2 separate regions of the Homo sapiens genome follow, and region 1 is linked to region 2. A link is a loop called in an ENCODE intact Hi-C map of the cell type or tissue named here. Cell type or tissue: lower leg skin. All regions are shown on one strand. Each heading gives the region's core, and the rest is flanking DNA. Links, peaks and the distances in the headings are about the cores only.

Evidence for each region. Hi-C counts contacts between places; a loop is a spot of excess contacts. Peaks named below come from ENCODE experiments on the same cell type or tissue, not always from the same donor. Only the 100,000 strongest peaks of a DNase experiment are listed, where the experiment ranks them.
Region 1: a loop joins it to region 2, with 3 times the contacts of the local background. A loop is called at or near these places in 1 of 110 quality-filtered maps.

The regions. Positions count from the first base shown.
Region 1 is chr5:134,819,340-134,830,467 of GRCh38, forward strand. DDX46 (DEAD-box helicase 46) reads left to right here. Exons shown (of 23, transcript NM_001300860.2): 22 at 7,608-7,681; 23 at 9,320-11,128. The coding sequence ends at 9,367. Among named protein-coding and RNA genes, the nearest start is that of C5orf24, 21 kb to the right of the region's middle. In lower leg skin, for the core only: no CTCF peak of the experiment used is centred there; no DNase peak of the experiment used is centred there.
Region 2 is chr5:134,663,417-134,674,544 of GRCh38, forward strand. SEC24A (SEC24 homolog A, COPII component) reads left to right here. Exons shown (of 23, transcript NM_021982.3): 3 at 3,407-3,580; 4 at 8,393-8,470. Among named protein-coding and RNA genes, the nearest start is that of SEC24A, 20 kb to the left of the region's middle. In lower leg skin, for the core only: no CTCF peak of the experiment used is centred there; a DNase peak (open chromatin) is centred at 4,985.

The DNA.
Region 1 (11,128 bases), core at 3,503-7,502, 160 kb after region 2:
CCACTTAATGAATGTTTATCTAGGCAAATATTGCCTGTGAAATTATCCCCATGAAAGTTTATGCCTTTAACAAAATAAGAAGTAGACAATGCCACAACCTAACGGATATAAATAATACATTATGTAACAGCAATCAGGTTTGGTTTTTAACTTTATTTCATACATTCATGAATGAATTCATTCCAGAGGCAATTTCCATCTTTATTTATTTTGAGACAGGGTCTTATTTTGTCTGGCTGGAGTGCAGTGGCGCAATATCAGCTCACTGTTGCCTCAACCTCCTGGGCTCAAGTGATCCTCCCACCTCAACACCCCCAAGTAGCTGGGACTACAGGAACATGCCACCACACCTGACTTTTTTTTTTTTGTCTTTTTGTAGAGACAAGGTTGTGTTTTGGTGCCCAGGCTGGTCTCCAACTCCTCAGCTCAAGGGACCCGCCCCCACTCAGCCTCCCAAAGTGCTAGGATTGCAGGCATGAGCCAATGTGCCCAGCCTATTTTGTTTTTTCTGATGTGTTACTCTACTGCATAGTAGGACACCCTGTCACACTTTATTTATGTTTTTGATTTTTGTTTTGTTTTGTTTTGCTTTTTTCCCCGAGATGGAGTCTTGCTCTGTTGCCCAGAGCTGGAGTGCAATAGCGCGATCTTGACTCACTGCAACCTCCACCTCCCGGGTTCAAGCAGTTCTCCTGCCTCAGCCTCCCAAGTAGCTGGGATTACAGGCATGCACCACCATGCCTGGCTCATTTTTGTATTTTTAGTAGAGACGGGGTTTCACCATGCTGGCCTGGCTGGTCTCAAACTCCTGACCTCATGGTCCACCCGCCTTGGTCTCCCAAAGTGCTGGGATTACAGGCATGAGCCACCGCGCCCAGCCCACTTTATTTATATTTAACATCTTTGTTATTGGTATTTTAAGTGGTTTTTGTTTTTGTTTTCTGACATTATGTGAAATGGAAGCAAGACAGAACTAGACTGCTAGATAATAGCACCATCTGTTCTGGCTTCATTTCCTTGACACCATAGCATTGTAGTCAGTACAGGGTTTAGCACTCTATCGCCCAGGCTGGAGTGCAATGGCACGATCTTGGCTTACTGCAACCTCCGCCTTCAGGTTTCACGCGATTCTTGTGCCTCAGCCTCCTGGGTAGCTGGGACCACAGGCATGTGCTACCATACCTGGCTAATTTTTGTATTTTTGGGTAGAGTTGGGGTTTCACCATGTTGGCCAGGCTAGACCTCTTACTTCTTGATTGTACTGTCTCCATTTGGAACTATTTTTAAAATCTGTAGCAGTCTTTTGCTATTTAGGACTTACATTGAGGTAAAATTCATGTAACAAAAGTTTGTCCATTTTAACCATTAAAAATGTACAGTTCAGTCCTCAGTACCTTCGTGAAACTTAAACAGGATTCAGTGAAAGCAGTGCTTAGAGAGAAATTTCTAGCTGTAAATGCCTGCATTATAAAAGATCTCCGTTAACTGCCTTTTTTGTGTTAGAGTAATCTTTTCTTTTCTTTTCTTTTTTTTTTTTTTTTTTTGAGACAAAGTCCCACTGTGTCATCTAGGCTGGAGTGCAGTGGCACAATCTCGACTCACTGCAACTCCCACCTCCTGGGTTCAAGTAATTCTCGTGCCTCAGCCTCCTGAGAAGCTAGGATTACAGGTGCCCCCCCGCCACACCTAGCTAATTTTCGTTTTTTTTTTTTTTGTGAGAGAGAGTCTTGCTCTGTTGCCCAGGCTAGAGTGCAGTGGCGCAATCTCGGCTCACTGCCAGCTCCGCCTCCCGGGTTCACGCCATTCTCCTGCCTCAGCCTCCCAAGCAGCTGGGACTACAGGCGCCCACCACCATGCCCGGCTAATTTTTTTTTTTGTATTTTTAGTAGAGACAGGATTTCACCATGTTAGCCAGGATGGTCTCGATCTCCTGACCTTGTGATCCGCCCGCCTCGGCCTCCCAAAGTGCTGGGATTACAGGCGTGAGCCACTGCGCCCGGCCAATTTTTGTATTTTTAGTAGGGATGAGGTTTCACCATGTTGGTCAGGCTGTTGTCAAACTCCTGACCTCAGGTGATCCACCTGCCTCTGCCTCCCAAAGTGTTGGGATTACAGGCATGAGCCACTGTGCCCCACCGTGTTAAAGCAATATTTTCTTGTGTGCCATTTTGATTTGCTCTTGTTTCTGGGTTTTTTGTTTTTTTTTTTTTTTGAGAGGGAGTCTAGCTCTGTCACCAGGCTGGAATGCAGCGGCGCAATTTCGGCTCACTGCAACGGCGCAATTTTGGCTCACTGCAACCTCTGCCTCCCAGGCTTAAGCGGTTCTATTGCCTCAGCCTCCCGAGTAGCTGGGACTACAGGCAAGCACCACCATGCCCAGCTACTTTTTGTATTTTTAGTAGACATGGGGTTTCACCATGTTGGCCAGGATGGTCTCAATCTCCTGACCTCATGATCTGCCTGCCTTGGCCTCCCAAAGTGCTGGGATTACAGGCAGGAGCCACCACGCCCGGCCTACTTCTTTCTTTTGCTATATGTATTTTTAGGTTTTTTTTTGTTTTTTTTTTTTTTGAGATGGAGTCTCACTCTGTTGCCCAGGCTGGAGTGCAATGGTGCTGTCTCGTCTCACTGCAACCTCCACCTCCCAGGTTCAAGGAGTTCTCCCTTGGCCTCCCTAGTAGCTGGGATTACAGATGCATGCCTGGCTAATTTTATTTTTAGTAGAGATGGAGTTTCACCACGTTGGCCAGGCTGTTCTTGAACTCCTGACCTCAGGTGAACTGCCTACCTCAGCCTCCCAAAGTGCAGGGATTACAGGCCTGGGCCACCGTGCCCAGCCAGGTATTTTCTTAGCGGTTACTCAGTGGATTGCAATTAATATCTTAATTCATAACAACGTAGTTCAATTAATGCCAACTTAGTTTTAATACTATACAAAAATTTTGCTCCTATACAGTCCCATCTATTTTTTTGTTGTTATTGACACAAAATTCCTGTATATGTTTTTCTAAGAGACAGGGTCTTGATCTGTCACTCAGGCTGGAGTGCAAAGGTGAGATTATAGTTTACTGTAGCTTCAAACTCCAGGGTTCAAGTGATCCTCTATCCTTAGCCTCCTGAACAGCTAGGACCACAGGCCTGTGCCACCATGCCTGGCTAATGAAAAAAATTTTTTTTTCTAGAGACAGGGTCTTGCTATGTTACAGTCTAGGCTTGTCTTGAACTCCTGGCTTCTCTTGTACTCCCACATCGGCCTCCCAAACCTACTCATCTTTTTTTGAGACAGAGTCTTGTTCTGTCACCTGTCCTGGAGTGCAATGACCCAGTCACAGCTCAAGCAAGCCTCCCACCTCAGCCCCCCATTTAGCTGGGACCACAGGTGTATGCCACTATGTCCAGCTAAATTTTTGTATTTTTTGTAGAGATGGGTTTTCACTATGTTGCCCAGACTGTTCTTGAACTCCTGGGCTCAAGTGATCCTCCTGCCTCAGCCTCCCAAAGTGATGGGATTACAAACGTGAGCCACCATGCTGGGCCCAGACCTGTACATCTTCATACATTCTGTATTCTTCAACATAGATTCATAATTATTTTATGTAATTTTTAAATCATACAGGAAATAAAGAGAAGCTACAAACTAAAAATAATACTGACTTTTATATTTACGTATGTAGCTATGAGTATTCTTTGTTTCCTCATTCAAGTAATCTAGGGTTCTTTCACTTCAGTCTGGAGGATTTCCTTTTGTATTTCTTGTAGGGCAGGTATACTAGCAACTAACTCAGGTTTTGTTTATCTGAGAATTTCTTAATTTCATCTTTTTTTTTTTTTTTTTTTTTTGACATGGAGTCTCGCTCTGTCGCCAGGCTGGAGTGCAATGGTGCAATCTTGGCTCACTAAAACCTCTGCCTCCTGGCAGCCTCCCAAGTAGCTGGGATTATAGGAACATGCCACCATACCCAGCTAATTTTTGTATTTTTAGTAGAGATGGGGTTTCACCATTGTTGGCCAGGATGGTCTCGATCTCCTGACCTCGTGATCCTCCTGCCTTGGCCTCCCAAAGTGTTGGGATTACAGGCGAGAGCCACCACGCCCGGCAAATACAGCTGTTATGTTTTCCGTGTTTTTCCCACTCTACCATTGAGTCATGGTAAGTTTCATACATATTTTTAAATGGCATACAAAGGATGTGTGGCCAGAACTAGGCAAACTACACTTTTTTCTTCATGTTTGTGACTATGAGAAACTGACTTAGATCTATTTGAAGTCAGGTTTAAAAATGGCATGCTTTTGTGTATCCTGAAATACTTTTGGTCTGCCAATGACCCAGTATGTTTCTAACTCAGGTGACACTGTTTCTTATTACATAGTGAAATGGGGATTGCTGACCCCTGGGTCTTCAAGCAGAGAAAACTTAAGCTGATGTGTTTCTGTAGTTGGAACTGGACAGGTCTTTGCTACTGTGTTAATTAGATCATACAGGCTGAAGACAATGATAGAGGAATGTGGCAATAAAACCTTTGGTGTACATGGAGTCAGGATTTTATTTTCTGCTTGAATACATGGGTATCATTTAAGCAAAATTAATATTTTAACTGCTTGCCTTATAAAGAGGTAAGTGAGAGACATGATTATTTGCTTTGAAAAAGAATTCTTTTCGTAATTCATTTATTAATTTAAATGCAGTGTTTGCTTAGTATGGTATAATTGATATATCAAATTTCAATTTATGTATAACTTTATCAGAACACATCTCTACTACCAAGTGATGTGAAGTGAGATATTCACTGATTCCACAGCTCCGATGTAGTTTTCCTTTCATCCAGAATGGTTCTGGTCATTTGTCTCCACTGTCAATTTACACTCAGGAAATAACGTCTAATTTTTATAATAATCTAAGCAAGTCTCCTCAGTAAAAAAGCAACTTTGTTGAAGCAAATCTTAAGAATAATCTAGAAATATAATGATAATGGCCGGGCGCGGTGGCTCACGCCTGTAATCCCAGCACTTTGGGAGGCCGAAGCGGGCGGATCACAAGGTCAAGAGTTTGAGACCAGCCTGGCCAACATAGTGAAACCCCGTCTCTACTAAATACAAAAATTAGCTGGGCATGGTGGCGGGAGCCTGTATCCCAGCTACTCGAGAGGCTGAGTACCTTGGAAACAGAAGGTAGAGGTTGCAGTGAGCTGAGATGGCGCCACTGCACTCCAGCCTGGGCAAAAACAGCGAAACTCTGTCTCAAAAAAAAGAAAAGAAAAGAAAAAGAAATATAATGATATTGAATAAGAGCTAGGGTTTGGTAATTTAAGTGATCTAAATCTTTTAGAATTTTCAGAGGTAATTAGATTTTTTAAAGGATCATTTAGTTTTTGAAACTCCGAACTCAACTAAACACTAACAGGATGAAAACAGGTGTTGCTACTGTGGAATGAGCCTAGTGTCATCTGTTTCTAGTTCTGTAATTGGAGGGACCCCACTGCCTGGCTGGCTCCTTGGAGGCTCTGTTTGGCTCAGCAGCTCCAGGCCTCCCACCAGGCAAAGGGAAGGAGAACAGGAAGGACTTACATGCCTAGTCAGCCTGTATAATTTATATAGCCTGTTCTGTGACCCTCTCTTTTTACTAGTGGAGAATCCCTTAAAAGCAGCCACAGTTGTTTTAGGACCAATGAAAGGAAATGCCCTTTTTTTCATAGCTGCTTATAAACATATGTAACCTATTACAAGAAGTTACATAAGTCAGAATTTAAACTGGTCCAAATTGTCGGGCTCTGATAAAAGTAGGAAAATTGATTTTCCAGTTAAATCTAGGTGAGAGTGTCATTTTCCTTCTTTTTAAAGTTGCACAAAAATATCAACAAGCTTCACACCAACTCATACCAAGCAACGTGTTTTCCTCCTAAATTTCATTTTTGTTGTAATTTTCAGTTTGACTTCGGTCTTGATTCTTCTTTTTCTCTTCCCTTCCAGCACTCACCTTCCCCACGTAGTTTTATAGTGTTGTGATTGGTGGCTAGTGGAGGTATAGGATTTAAATTAGATATGTTGCTATGACTTCATAGCCATACCCTTGGCCTTTTCCTTCCTGTTGTGCAACTGTTTCTGTCTCTCTTTCTAGCTCCGTCTCTGTCTCTCTCTGGGGACAGAAAAGTTACTCATTTCTAATATGGGGGGAAATTTTCTCGTTTATTATAAATCTTTCCCTCATTTGTGTTTTTTAAAAATACACGGAATGATAAAAATATAGCTCTCTACGTTGCAAACCCAGTCCTCCTTTTATTCTTAGACATTTCAATCTTTAGTCTTCTTTGATTCAGCTCTTTTTCTCTTCTCAGTGTGCAATATGGTGTCTATCTGTACTTACCTACTCACTGGCATTGTCCATTGGCTCCAGATTCTACCCAGCCTACCCTTGATGGCTCTCTAATCTCTGCCACTTCTAAACTTCTGGTTCATATTTCCATTGGCCTCATCTGTATTTCCAATTGGATGTCTGATGAGCACCTCAACTACAGCAATTTTAGAATTAAATTTCACCCATTATCACTGTCCAGAAAACACCTGTTTACCTCCTGGAATCAGTATATTCTTTTACTTCTGCCTTTTTTCACTTGCCAGCCAGCTCTTAATATCTTAATTTGTTTCTCTTTTTCACTGTTCATATCCCATCAGAAAAAATATCTTGTCCATTCTACCTCAAAAGTGTGCTCTTGTGATGGTATAAATACAATATTGTGAGAGCACTAAGGAAAAAAACACTTAACTGTGCCTTTCAGAGTCAGGAAAACTTCCTAAAAGTGGTATTTAAAAGTGAAGTTTGTGAACTACTTCCTTTTCATCCTGTTTTGATATCTTTACAAGTTTGTTTTTCTAGTCTGTAAGCTTTTAAAGAGCATGAATTTGTTATTTATATGTTAAATGTCTCACAGTATGTGAGAGGTGAGTGCTTAATGTTTATGAAATTGATAACTGTGAATGAATGTCTGCAGCCTACCTCATCTAGTCAGCTATCTTGCGGTGTTCTTTCATACTCCTTTTCCAACCACGCTACGCTTCTCTTATTCTTCAATAATTAAGCATGCTTGTCTTAACTCTGTACCATTACGCATGTAATTAATTTCCTTTGCAAAATACTCTTATGGTATCTTTCCTCCCTCCAATTGGCTAGTCCTCCTTTCATTTTAAAGATTTTGTTCAGACGAGACCCTTCTGAAACATTTGTAGACTTCAGTGAACATCATAAATGTCTAATAAATACTTACTAAATGAATAAACCAAGGAAGTTATATTTCCCTTTAGCCTTCTCTTACTATCTCCTGGACAAATCACTAATAGTCTTTTTATTCCACTCTTTTTAATCACCATACTAGGAACTCTTAACACATAATATGACCTCAGTGGTTACATTTGAAACTCTGAAAGTAATCAAAATAATAAGCAGCCATTATATAATGTGGGTAATGTTCCACCAGGCATTAAATGGCTATCTTGGCAGGCAGTACAGTGTTTCTGAAAGTCACCTACAGTGTTTCTTCCTGGACCTCCGTGATATGGGTAAACACAGTGTAAGTTTAGTAATTTGAATAATATGCTTTCCACTCAATCACTAGGTGCCAATGAACTGGCTGTGCAGAAAGCAAAGGCAGAAATCACCAGGCTCATAAAAGAAGAGCTGATCCGGCTGGTGAGTGAAAACCTTAAAGTTTCGTTTGTTTTGTTTTAATAAGTGTTTTATTGAAATATAAATACAGAGAAGTACTCAAATCATAAACATATAGTTTGATGAATTTTCACAAAGTAATAAGCATACCAGTGTAGTCACTACCCAGATCAAGAAATAAAAAACATTACTAATATCCCAGAAGTCTTCTCTGTGTCTATTCTTGTCACTATTCATCTCCCCCCAACAAAACCATACCTTGAATTTTTTTTCTTTTCTTTTCTTTTTTTTTTTTGGAGACTGAGTCTTGCATTGTCACCCAGGCTGGAGTGCAGTGGCACGATCTCGGCTCACTGCAACCTCCGCCTCCTGCGTTCAAGTGATTCTCCTGCCTCAGCCTCCTGAGTAGCTGGGATTACAGGCGCACACCACCGCATCTGGCTAATTTTTGTATTTTTAGTAGAGATGGTGTTTCACTGTGTTGGCAAGGCTGGTCTCGAACTCCTGACCTCATGATTCACCTGCCTTGGCCTCCCAAAGTGCTGGGATTACAGGCGTGAGCCGTGGCGCCCGGCCCTATATTGTGAATTTTAAAATCATAGATTAGTTTTTCCTGTTTTTGAACTCCACATAAGTGTAATCATGCGTTTGCACCTTTTGCATCTAGTTTCCTTCACTCAACATTTTGAGGAGATCGGTCCATGTTATTGCATGTAGCAATAATTCATTTTCATGGCCATATAATATTTATATGATTATACAACAATTAATTTATATTTATATATTGGATTTGGGGGCTATTCTTATTTTTGGTTTTTATGAACAACACTTCTGTGAACATTATTCCATGTGCGTTTGGTATATATTAGCATGATTTTTTCCTTGGGTATATACCTCGGAGTAGAATTGTTAATTATAGGCTAGGTATTGCTAAATAGTTTTCCAAAGAGGTTACATCAATTCACACTCAATCCAGAAGTGTAGAAAATTCCAGTTGTTCTACATATTTGCCAACACATGGTGTTGTCAGTGTCTTTAAACTTAAACAATGACTTAATTTGATTTTGGAAAAAGCCCTTTACAGACTGCCTTTCCCGAGGAGGTAGACATGTCCTTGTGTCTTTAGTGCCAGTTGCAGCTTATAAACACTCCCTACAGTGTGTACATTTCCTTTGAAAGGAAACGTTGTCTTTTATCTAAGTGTAATTCTGAGAGCTTTTCTAAAATTCCCCTCACAGAGCATTCCTTTTTTTGTTGGGGGGTGGGGGTGGTTAGAAGTTTAATGAAAAGTGGGTTCACAAAACAAGAGGGAAAAAGTAAAACAGCTGTTAAATCATGTGCTTAATACTATTTCACCAAGGAGTGGTCGAAAAGAATCTTGTGCCCATAGATGCTACCACCATTAGGTTGATTCAAAACATAGTTGTTAAGGAATAGTTGAGTGAACAGAGAATTCATTAGTTATTGAATAGTTTTTCCTTTCTCAATGCAGTAATAGTAACATTTAAAATTTTAAATAACCAATAGTTTTATAAGTTGGCAAAGGAAATGATCTTAAATATTTCCTTTTGGGTTTGTTTGGTTGGTTGGTTGGTTCGTTTTTTTTTTTTGTTTTTTTTGTTTTGCTTTCTCTGATGACATATCTTTTATTTCCTATTACAGCAAAATTCATACCAACCAACAAATAAAGGAAGATACAAAGTCTTATAGACATCCGGAAAAAAGATTTTTACCTGTGCTGGTCTATGATGTATGTGGCAGTTGCTGTCTGCAGTTTACAATGTATTGTAAATGAAGATTTTTTAAATTCTATCTTGCTGATTTTTTTTAAATATAAGAAACTGGTACTTGGTAAAGAAATCTGTCCGTAAGTACCCCCACAATCAGTCAAACTATATTTAAAGCCAGCCTGTTTTCAGAGTATGATGTCCTTTAATGTAAACTCAAATATCAATATTTTAAATGTCCGGATAATATTCTAGAGGTTTAAAAAATGGAAATATTTGAACTTTCTATTGAAGACAATAAAGTACACAAGTCGTTAAGGGGCTATTCACTTTATCCTGTACTTTCAATGAAATTGTGATCATTTCCTAAGAAAAGGTAAAATTCACTATCATATTTTGTGTCCCCACCTTGATGTTACATGACTCTGGAACAATATGAACTGGATTTAAGAATGTTATAATAGAAGTCTTACAAAATGGGTTGAGAGTTTTTGTTTCAATTTTTATCATCATAAATGGGCAAAAAGTAGTTGGACTAATTTCGGTTTTTATACAAGTAAAGATTTAATAGTATAAGGATTTTTTTGCATTTCTTTACACTGAGTGTAAAACTCTACAAAGAGTTATAGTATTTACTACTTTGAGGTTTCCCTCACAACTTCTGGCTCCATACCTAGCCCCTCTTTTATAATCTTCCTTAAAAGAAAGAGTGTAGCCTATAAATACTAAATATGATACCTTTTCCTTCTAGAAAGTGTTTATTTATATATCTATACATGTTGTATGTACAAATATCCTACTACTTTTAATCTGATTTTTCTTCAGGATTATTGAGTAGGTTGTGAATTTTCTTTCTTAAAAATTGTAAAACATAATGGTACCCAAGTTTTAAACTTAGATGTGCTTCATCTTAGTGAAATTTAATTCACAAGGAATCATAAATTGTGTTTTTGAGGCTGGGCGCAGTGACTCACACCTGTATCCCAGCAATTTGGGAGGCCGAGGTGGGCAGATCACTTGAGGTCAGGAGTTCAAGACTAGCCTGGTCAACATGGTGAAACCCTGTCTCTACTAAAAATACAAAAATTAGTCGGCATGGTGGTGGGTGGCTGTAATCCCAGCTACTCAGGAGGCTGAGGCAGAAGAATCTGAGCCAAGATAACACCATTGCACTCCAGCCTGGGCGACAGAGTGAGACTATCTCAAAAATAAATAAATAAATAAATAAATAGTATTTTTGAGCCTTCAAGATACAGTTCCTGAATATTCTAATTTAAATTGTTATAATTGGATTACCTAATATTCTTTTCAAGACTCCTGATGTATTAACTTCATGTTATTGTCACTTTTCAAAAAAGGAATTTTTTTCAGGAGTTAAATAAAGTCAGTCTTTTATATCCAAGGGTTTCAAACCCACAGATTAAACCAACCACAGATCAAAAATAGAAAAAAAAAAAAAAAGAAAAAAAGAATGTAAAATTTTAAAAATACAGTTTAACAGCTGTAAAAGTTTTACTATAACATTTACATTGTGTTAGGTATTTTAAGTAATTTAAAGGTTACAGTATACAGGCGGTTAAAGTATACAGGAGGATGTGCATCGGTTATATGCATATAGCAAGCCATTTCATATAAGAGGCTTGAACATCCATGGATTTTGGTATAGAGGAGGGGTTTAAGGGGTGTCCTGCAATCAGTCCCCCTCTCATACCAAAGGATGACTGTATATTTCTTAAATGAAGAG
Region 2 (11,128 bases), core at 2,880-6,879:
CATTATCTTGTTTAATCTTCGTAACAGTCTCTTACAGATCTAAAGTATAAGACTTGAATAATTTGCCCAAAGCCACAGTAAAATAGTTTGGGAAAACATTTATTTAAAAACTATTTAAGGGCCAGGCGTGGTGGCTCACGCCTATAATCCTAGCACTTTGGGAGTCCAAGGCAGGAGGATCCACTTGAGGCCAGGAGGCCAGGAGTTCACTAGCCTGAGCAAAATAGCAAGACCCCATCTCTATTTTTTTAAATAATTTTATTTAAAAATAAATAAATACTAAGAGTAGGTGTAGCTTCTCTTAAAAAGGTACATTATCAATAATCTGAAATTTCTTTAGCTATAATAGAAACCCTCAGAGCACCTTGTCTCCACTACAGATTTGGTGAGAGAGACATAAATAAGTGCTGAGGCTGGGCATGGTGGCTCACGCCTGTAAGCCCAGCACTTTGGGAGGCTGAGTCGGGTGGATCACCTGAGGGCAGGAGTTCGAGACCAGCCTGGCCTACATGGTGAAAACCTCGTGTCTACTAAAAATACAAAAATTAGCCAAGTATGGTGGCACGTGCCTGTAATCCCAGCTACTCAGGAGGCTGAGGCAGGAGAAGCGCTTGAAGCTGGGAGGCGGAGGTTGCAGTGAGCTGAGATTGCACCACTACCTTCAGTCTGGGCGACAGAGCAAGACTCCATCTCAAAAAAAAAAAGTGCTGAAACTTATGAAAGAAGGGGAAATAAAAACATATAAACTAATAAAATGAACCTAAAAAGTAACCTTCTTTTTTCTCATTTGAACCTTCAAAGAACCTTCAAATTCCTCATTTTTTTTCTTTTTTCCAACTCATAACTGAGAGTTGGTACCTGATAGTCTGGTATCAAAGCTGTGAGTATTTAGGTTATACTAAGTTTTTAGTTCATATATTAAATTTTCCTGAATTTTTTTAATAGGTCACCTTTAAGCATCATTATACTCATTTAGGGGCTGAGAGGGCAGACTCTGAAACTCTAGCTATCAGTGTCGTAAATAAGAATTCTTCAACTTGAAAAAATGTTCATTTTATGAAATATATGATTATCTGTTCAAAAATAGTCTTCTAAAAGCTGTGAAAATCTCTGTAAGTTTACTTTTATTCGTTAAACATTAGGTTGTAGGTTACATCTTTGTGGCCAGATGTATTTTACATTCTTGTTCATGCTGAGTTGGCCATGTACCTTGCCCCTTTGTTCCTTTGACTTGTCTATACTGCCATAGATATGTGTGACCACTTCTTTGATAAGGGAGTTACATGGCAATAATCTTTGTCTTCACTTTTGTCAACAAGGCACTGATAGTCTTGTTAGCAGTTGTAAGATTCAGTAATAGGCAATTTTTCTTTTTCTTTTTTTTTTTTTTTTTTTTTTTTGAGACGGAGCCTTACTCTGTCGCCCAGGCTAGAGTGCAGTGGCGCAATCTCGGCTCACTGCAACCTCCGCCTCCCAGGTTCAAGCAGTTCTTCTGCCTCAGCCTCCCTAGTAGCTGGGATTACAGGCATGCGCCACCACGCCCAGCTAATTTTTTGTATTTTTAGTAGAAACGGGGTTTCACCATATAGGCCAGGCTGGTCCCAAACTCCTGACCTTGTGATCCACCTGTCTCAGCCTCCCAAAGTGCTGGGATTACAGGCGTGAGCCACTGCACCCAGCCTAATAGGCAATTTTTCAACTTGATACTGGAGTATTTAACAGTATTGGTGAAACATTTTGAAAAATTTCAGGCTGAGCGTGGTGGCTCACGACTGTAATTCCAGCACTTTGAGAGGCCGAGGCGGGTGGATTACGAGGTCAGGAGTTTGAGATCAGCCTCCAGCCTGGCCAATATGGTGAAACCCCATCTCTACTAAAAATACAAAAATTAGCCGGGCGTGGTGGCGCGCACTTGTGGACCCAGCTGCTGCCGGAGGCTGAGGCAGGAGAATCGCTTGAACCCAGGAGGCGGAGGTTGCAGTGAGCCGAGATTGCGCCATTGCACTCCAGCCTGGGGGACAAGAGTGAGACTTCGTCTCAGAAAAAAAAAAAAAAAGTGTTCCTTCTGCCTCGGTCTCCCAAAGTCCTGGTATTATAGACATGAACCACTGCTCCTGGCCCCCTATTTTTATTTTTATTTATTTATTTATTTATTTTGAGACAGAGTCTCGCTCTTGTTGCCCAGGCTGGAGTGCAGTGACGAGATCTCAGCTCATTGCAACCTCTGCCTCGCAGGTTCAAGTGATTCTCCTGCCTCAGCTTCCCAAGTAGCTGGGATTACAGGTGCCCACCACCACACCTGGCTAATTTTTTGTATTTTTAGTAGAGATGGGGTTTCACCATGTTGGCAGGCTTGTCTTGAACTCCTGACCACAGGTGATCCACTGTGCCTGGCCCAGCCCTCTATTTTCAGGCTCACTCTAAACTTAGTTGATGTTAATGGAACAGACTATGTTGGTAAACAAAATTAACAAAATATTACAAAATTAATAACATTGAAATTTTATTCATGTTAATTTGTACTAGAATATGACACATGGCCTATTGAATCTAATGATCAGTTAATGAAAAATTAATAAACAGGGCTGGCCAGGTACAGTGGCTCACGCCTGTAATCCCAGCACTTTGGGAGGCCAAGACAGGAGGATCACTGGAGCACCGGAATTCAAGATCAGCCTGGGCAACAAAATGAGACCCCCGTCTCTATTTTATTAAGATTTAAATTATTAATAATAAAAACAAACAGGGCAATGTATCTACTCTAAAAGTGATTTAATCCAAATTTTATATTTACTCTGCTTTAATAATTGACAGGTAAGAGGCCTGGTAGGGGAGAGTTAGAAATTTGTAAAATATGGTCCGGGCACAGTGGCTCACGCCTATAATCTCAGCACTTTGGGAGGCCAAGGCGGGCGAATCACCTGAGGTCAGGAGCTCGAGACCAGCCTGGCCAACATGGTGAAACCCTGGCTGTACTAAAAATACAAAAAATTCACCGGGCATGGTTTCACATGCCTATAGTCCCTCCTACTCAGGAGGCTGAGGCAGGGGAAGCTCTTGAACCCGGGAGGTGGAGGTTGCAGTGAACTGAGATAGCGCTATCGCATTCCAGCCTGGGCGACAAGAAAGAAAACAGGAAAGCAGGAAGGCAGGCAGGAGAAAAGAAAGAAAGAAAGAAAGAAAAAAGGAAGGAAGGGAGGGAGGGAGAGAAGGAAGAGAGAGAAATTTGTAAAATATGCATGTAGATTGAAAAATTGTAAATTTAGGAAGTTAACATGTTTCTGGTAACTCTTTGGTTATTATAATTTAAATGTAAGTTTGGAAGTTACTCAGCTTTGGTAAAAGGCTGATTTTGGCCATAGTCTTGAGTTCTCAAGTGACGTGTGAAAAACCAATGTTTCCATAGGTCCTTCTGTACCTCCCTTAGTGAATCCACCTCTGCCTACAACTTTTCAACCAGGAGCTCCTCATGGGCCCCCTCCAGCTGGAGGCCCACCCCCAGTGAGGGCCCTCACGCCCCTGACATCATCATATAGAGATGTACCCCAGCCCTTATTTAATTCAGCTGTCAACCAAGAAGGTAAGTGAACCAAGAAACAAAGTCAAATCCTCAAGTTTTGACTTAGGGTAGAAAGATGAATATTAGCTGAATTCTGTGCATTAAAATCACATTTTTTCCAGAAAATCTAGTTTTGGTTAGGGATGGGCTACAGGAATTTACAATTTAAAGTTCCTCAGGAATTCCATTGCCATCCGCTGGGCTGTGACTACCATTGGGAAAAAAGCTCTTAGTGTTTTGTTACTTTTTTTGTTGCTATGCGGATTTTTTAAAAATCATGGCTATAAAGTCAGGTGGCTTTTGGAGGAGAATTACTACTTTTCTTGACATGATGTTAGAATGTTAGGAATATCCTTTTAAAATATTGACCTTTTTCATTCAAGACGTATTTTGAGCCAGGCGCGGTGGCTCACACCTGTAATCCCAGCACTTTGGGAGGCTGAGGCAGGCGGATCACGAGGTCAGGAGATCGAGACCATCCTGGCTAACATGGTGAAACCCCATCTCTACTAAAAATACAAAAAAATTAGCCAGGCGTGGTGGCAAGCGACTGTAGTAGTCACAGCTACTCTGGAGGCTGAGGCAGAAGAATGGCGTGAACCCGGGAGGCGGAGCTTGCAGTGAGCCGAGATTGCGCCACTGCACTCCAGCCTGGGCGACAGAACCAGACTCCGTCTCAAAAAAAAAAAAAAACAAAAAAAAAAAAACAAGATATATTTTGATTGCCACTATTATCGTAAATGTTAACACATACTTATGAAACTAAATAAAAGTCATTTATACAAGCAGTGGAAAAATACAAGCTTTTGAAATTTGATTTTCCCCTCCCTGGAATCAATGTTAGCTACATGCAATTTTATGTAAGTAAAATATGTTAAAGCATCATCTTGGGATGTAATGGAAATAAGAGTGTTCATTTAAATAAGATATTTTATAAAGTAAGAAATTTGATTTTAGGCTGGGCACAGTGTCTTACCCCTGTAATCTCAGCACTTTGGGAGGCTGAGGCAGGCAGATCACTTGAGGTCAGGAGTTTGAGACCAGCCTGGCCAACATGGTGAAACCCTGTCTCTACTAAAAATACAAAAATTAGCCTGGTGTGCTGGCATGTGCCTGTAATCCCAGCTACTTGGGAGGCTGAGGCAGGAGAGCTTTTGATTTTAGCAGTAATATAATCGTTGCAGCAAGATGTAGAAAACAGATGAGGGGGTAAAACCATTGCCCATATTCTACTACTGAATACAATCAATATTATCATTTTTGTGTTTTCTTCTAGCATTACATTAAGTATTATAAGTCGGGAAAAGAATAATGTTAGCAACGAGTAACAAGGCCGGGCGTGGTGGCTCATGCCTTCAATCCTGACACTTTGGGAGGCCGAGGTGGGCAGGTCACCTTAGGTCAGGAGTTTGAGACCAGCCTGACCAAGGTGGTGAAACCCCATCTCTACTAAAAATACAGAAATTAAGGCCAGGTGCGGTGGCTCACGCCTATAATCCCAGCAATTTGGGAGGCCGAGGTGGGCGGATCACCTAAGGTCAGGAGTTCCAGACCAGCCTGGCCAGCATGGCGAAACCCTGTCTCTACTAAAAATATAAAAATTAGCCGGGCATAGTGGCGGGCACCTGTAATCCCAGCTACTCAGGAGGCTGAGGCAGGAGAATTGCTTGAACCTGGGAGGCGGAGGTTGCAGTGAGCCAAGATGGCATGATCGCACTCCAGCCTGGGTGACAAGAGCAAAACTCCATCACACACACACAAAAAAAACCAATTAGCCAGGAGTGGTGGTGGGCGCCTGTAATCCCAGCTACTCGGGAGGCTGAGACAGGAGAATTGCTTGAACCCGTAAGGCCACTCCAGTGTTGCCCACTGCACTCTAGCCTGGGCAACAGAGCAAGACTCTGTCTCAAAAAAAAATAAAAATAATAAAAAATAAAAATACAAAAATTAGCTAGGCGTGGTGGCATGTGCCTGTAATCCCAGCTACTTGGGAGACTGAGGCAGGAGAATCTCTTGAACCCGAGAGGTGGAGGTTGCAGTGAGCCGAGATCACACCACAGTACTCCAGCCTGGGTGACAGAGTAAGACTCAGTCTCAAAAAAAAGAGTATCAAAATGATGAGGCATTGTCTCATTGGTTGCCACAGTATTACTTTGAAAATCAAGTTACATTAAATATTTAAATAAGAAAAAAAAATTTTTTTTTTTTGAGAGGGAGTTTCATTCTTGTTGCCCAGGCTGGAGTGCAATGGTGCGATCTCGGCTCACCGCAACCTCCGCCTCCTGGGTTCAAGTGATTCTCCTGCCTCAGCTTCCCGAGTAGCTGGGATTACAGGCATGCGCCACCCCACCCAGCTAATTTTGTATTTTTAGTAGAGATGGGGTTTCTCCATGTTGGTCAGGCTGGTCTCGAACTCCTGACCTCAGGTGATCCTCCTGCCTCACCCTCCCAAAGTGCTGGCATTACAGGCGTGAGCCACTGTGCCCGGCAGAAAAAAATTTTTATTTATTTATTTTTTTGAGATGGAGTCTCACTCTGTCTGCCAGGCTGGAGTGCAGTGGCACGATCTTGGCTCACTGCAACCTCCGCTCCCGGGTTCACGCCATTCTCCTGCCTCAGCCTCCCGAGTAGCTGGGACTACAGGCGCCTGCCACCACGCCCGGCTAATTTTTTTTGTATTTTTAGTAGAGACGAGGTTTCACTGTGTTAGCCAGGATGGTCTCGATCTCCTGACCTTGTGATCCGCCTGCCTCAGCCTCCCAAAGTGCTAGGATTACAGGCATGAGCCACTGCGCCCGGCCCCAGAAAAAAAAAACTTTTAAGAGATAGAGTTTACTCTGTCACACAGGCTGGAATGCAGAGGTGCAGGAGGCTACAGCTGCAGCCTCCTGGTCTGGAACTACAGGTGTGTACCACCACACCTGGCTAATATTTTATTTTATTTATTTTTGAGACATAAGTCTCACTCTTGCTGAGGCTGGAGTTCTGTTTTCCAGGCTGGAGTGCAGTGGAAGGATCTTGGCCCACTGCAGCTTCCGCCTCCCAGGTTCAAGCGATTCTTGTGCCTCAGTCTCCTGAGTAGCTGAGATTACAGGCATGTGCCACCACAACCAGCTAATTTTTGTATTTTCAGTAGATACAGGGTTTTCCCATGTTGCCCAGGCTGGTGTGAACTCCTGAGCTCAAGTGATCTGCCTGCCTTGGCTCCCAAAGTGCTGGGATTACAGGTGTAAGCGTCCACGCCTTGCCTACATTTTTTTAACAACTAAAAATAATTCACAATATGCCCAGTGTTTTTGTTTCTCCTAAAAGTTTTACTGTGGTTTTCTGTTACAAATTCATGGCTAAAATCATGTTGGTCTTGAGAACTGGAAAGAAGTTACTGACTTTAAACCATTAAATGTATCTACTTCGTGTTAATACAGCTATTGAAGTTAGCAGTTTTGTACTTAGGTGCTAGAGGTTAATGCTATTCACTGAATTAAGTGTCTTCTATTCCTGAATTAGAGCTCATACTTAGTAGAGGTAACTAGAAATAAATATTTAGTTCTCATAAACAGATGTCCCTGGCATTTGTCTTTAATCCTGTATAATTTTGGGAGAAGAGATGTTAAGATTTTAATTCTATTTTAGTGGTTGTCCTCTGGACTTAAAGCAGTTGTTCTAATTCATTTATGTCATCTTCAAATTAATTTGGATTCCACTCTCATTGTTAGATATTTTGAAAATAAGGGCTGGGCACGGTGGCTCATGCCTGTAATCCCAGCACTTTGGGAGGCCAAGGCACGCGGATCACGAGGCCAGGAGTTTGAGACCATCCTGGCCAACATGGTGAACCCCTGTCTCTACTAAAATACAAAAACATTAGCCAGGCGTGGTGACGGGCACATGTAGTCCCAGCTACATGGGAGGCTGAGGCAGGAGAATCCCTTGAACCCAGGAGGTGGAGGTTGCTGTGAGCTGAAATCGCACCACTTCACTCCAGCCTGGGCAACAGAGTGAGACTCCATCTCAAAAAAAAAGAAAAGAAAAGAAAGTAAGGTCTTTGCTCCTCATAATTTTACTTTCTTTTTTTGTTTGTTTTTTTGAGATGGAGTTTCGCTCTGTCGCCCAGGCTGGAGTGCAGTGGCACGATTTTGGCTCACAGCAACCTCTGCCTCTCAGGTTCAAGGAATTCCCTGTCTCAGCCTCCCGAGTAGCTGATTACAGGCATGTGCTGATTACAGGCACGCGCCACCACACCCAGCTAATTTTTTTTGTATTTTTAGTAGAGACGGGGTTTCCCCATGTTGGCCAGGCTGATCTCTGACTCCTGACCTCGTGATCCGCCCGCCTTGGCCTCCCAAAGTGCTGGGATTACAGGCGTGAGCCACCGCACCTGGCCTCTTTTTCTTTAGGTAGTTTTGATTTTGATAATTTTTTTTCATTGTGTACTGCTCCTTAGAGGTTTTTAATGCAGCTCTCACAACTGCTGAAATCTTTCAGATGGTATATAATTTTATAAACTTCATAAAGAACCATCTTTTGCTAGAAGTTATTTTGCTGGAGTAGGTTTTGAAAAAGCCTTGTTATTTGGGCCTTTGGCTTAGGTACAATGTAAGGTGAAAAAAGACTCTTTCCAAAGACTCATGTTTCCTTTCCCTGAAGTTGCAGCTAAATTACTTGAAACTATCGTATATGTAAAAACTTGGATTTTTTATGTTGTTAATAGGCTGTGGTTTTAAATTATTTGTTGTTTAGAAAATTATTTAAAATTTTGGATATTAGTTAAAATCATACAGAGATTGTAATAATCATTCTAATTAAAATCTTGTTGATGAACTTCCTTCTTAGGTATTACATCAAATACCAATAACGGATCTATGGTGGTCCACAGTAGTTACGACGAGATTGAAGGAGGTGGCTTATTGGGTGAGATGCTATGAAAGTTTTTTTTTTAATCTCTTTTTTCTGATTATAGAAATAATATGTGGTAATTGTACAAATATATAGGAAACTAAGAGGGAAACTTCATAATCATGTAGCCATACATACTATTAACTTATTTATTTATTTATTTGGACACAGGGTCTCACTCTGTCGCTCAGGCTGGAGTGCAGTGGTGCGATCATGGCTCACTGCAGCCTCAGTCTCCTGGGCTCAAGCAGTCCTCCCACCTCAGCCTCCTGAGTAGCTGGGACCATAGCCACGTGTCACCATGCCCAGCTTTTTGTTTTTGTTTTTGTTTTTTGAGACTGAGTCTCGCTCTGTTGCTTAGGCTGGAGTGCAGTGGCAGTATCTCGGTTCACTGCAGCCTCTGCCTCCTGGGTTCAAGTGATTCTCCCACTTAAGCCTCCCAGTTAGCTGGTATTAGAGGCACCCGCCACCACACCCTGCTGATTTTTGTATTTTTAGTAGAGACAGGGTTTCACCATGTTGGCCAGGCTGTCCTCTAACTCCTGACCTCAAGTGATCTGCCCGCCTCGGCCTCCCAAAGTGCTGGGATTATAGGCATGAGCCACCATGCCCAGGCCCTGGCTAATTTTTGTATTTTTTGTAGAGGCAGGGTTTCACCATGTTACCCAGGCTGGTCTTGAATTCCTGGGCTCAAGCGATCTGCCCATTTTGCCTCCCAAAGTGCTGGGATAATAGGCATGTGCCATAACATCTGGCTCTATTATTTAACATTTTTTATTTCTATGCATTAGATTTTTTGTTAAGTTTTTCTTCTGTCAGAATTGGGATCATGGATTTATTATTATTATGTTTTGACTATAGAGTACTTTTAGGATTTTTTTTTTTTGAGACAGGGTCTCTGTCACCCAGGCTCAAGTGCAGTAGCACTGTTATAGCTCACTGTAGCCTCAAACTCCTGGGCTCGTGCGATCTTCTACCTCACCCTCCCTGAGTAGCAGGGACTATAGGCATATGGTACCATGCCAGGCTAGTTTTTTTATTTTTGTAGAGATGGGGGGGTGGGTCTCAATATATTGCCTGGGCTGGTCTCGAACCCTTGGCTTGAAGAGATCCCTCCTGCCTTGGTTCCCCGATTTGCTGGGATTACAGGTGTGAACCATCTCACACGGCCCATTTAGGATTTTTTTTTTTTTTTTTTTTCTGAGATGGATTCTTGCTGTGTCGCCCAGATTGGAGTGCAGTTGTGTGATCTTGGCTCACTGCAACCTCCAACTCCCTGGTTCAAGCGATTCTCCTGCCTCAGCTTCCCGAGTAGCTGGGATTACAGGCACGTGCCACCACGCCCAGTTAATTTTTGTATTTTTAGTAGAGATAGGGTTTAACCACGTTGGCCAGGATAGTCTCGATCTCCTGACCTTGTGATCCACCTACCTCGGCCTCCCAAAGTGCTGGGATTACAGGTATGAGCCACCTCGCCCTGCCAGGATGTTATAATTAAAGTTGTTTTGAATTAAAATTTTAGTCTGAATACAAAATTTAGTACATGATATGAAAGTAAATTAACTGTTCTTTTGTTTTGTTGTTTTTGTTTTTGTTTTTGTTTTTGTTTTTGAGACAGTTTCCCTCTGTCGTCCAGGCTGGAGTGCAGTGGGCACAATCTCGGCTCACCTCCACCTCCTGGATTCAAGCAGTTCTACCACCTCAGCCTCTCAAGTAGCTGGAACTACAGGCACATGCCACCACATCTGGGTAATTTTTGTACTTTTTAGTAGTGATGGGATTTCACTGTGTTGGCCAGGCTGGTCTCCAACTCCTGACCTCAAAGTGATCCACCCACCTCAGCCTCCCAAAGTGCTGGGATTACAGGCATGAGTCACCACACCCAGCCGACATGAAAGTAAATTAACTGTGCAAACTAGTTTTTGTGTCTACTACTATAGTATAAAATATTAACTAGTGTAAATCCATTAACAAGATTTTTGGCCGGGCACGGTGGCTCATGGCCTGTAATCCTATCTTCGGGAGGCCAAGGCAGGCAGATCACCTGAGGTCAGGAGTTTGAGACCAGTCTGACCAACGTAGTAAAACCCCATCTCTACTAAAAATACAAAAATTAGGTGGTGTGGTGGCACACACCTGTAGTCCCAGCTACTCGAGAGGCTGAAGCAGGAAAATCGCTTGAACCCGGGAGGTAGAGGTTGCAGTGAGCCAAGGTTGTGTCACTGCATTCCAGCCTGGGCGACAGAGTGAGACTCCATCTCGAAAAATAAAATGATAAATAAAATAAAATAAATAGATTTTAGTCATTGCTATTTGTTACTGGTGTTTGTCTTATTTTAAAAATTTGATAAATGAAAGTATTAAATTATCCAAAGAATTTTGGAGTTATAATACCTATAACTTATTAGATTTATGTGTTGATTTAAAGCATTCTGGGCCAGGCATGGTGGCCTACGCCTGTAATCCCAGCCTGGACAACATGGTGAAGTCCCGTCTCTACAAAACATACAAAAACATTAGCCGGGCATGATGGCACACACCAGTCATTCCAGCTACTTGGGAGGCTGACACAGGAGGATCACTTGAACCTAGGAGGTTAAGGCTGCAGTGAGGTGTGATTGCACCACTGCACTGCAGCCTGGGCAATAGTGAGACCCTTTCTCCAAAAAAAAT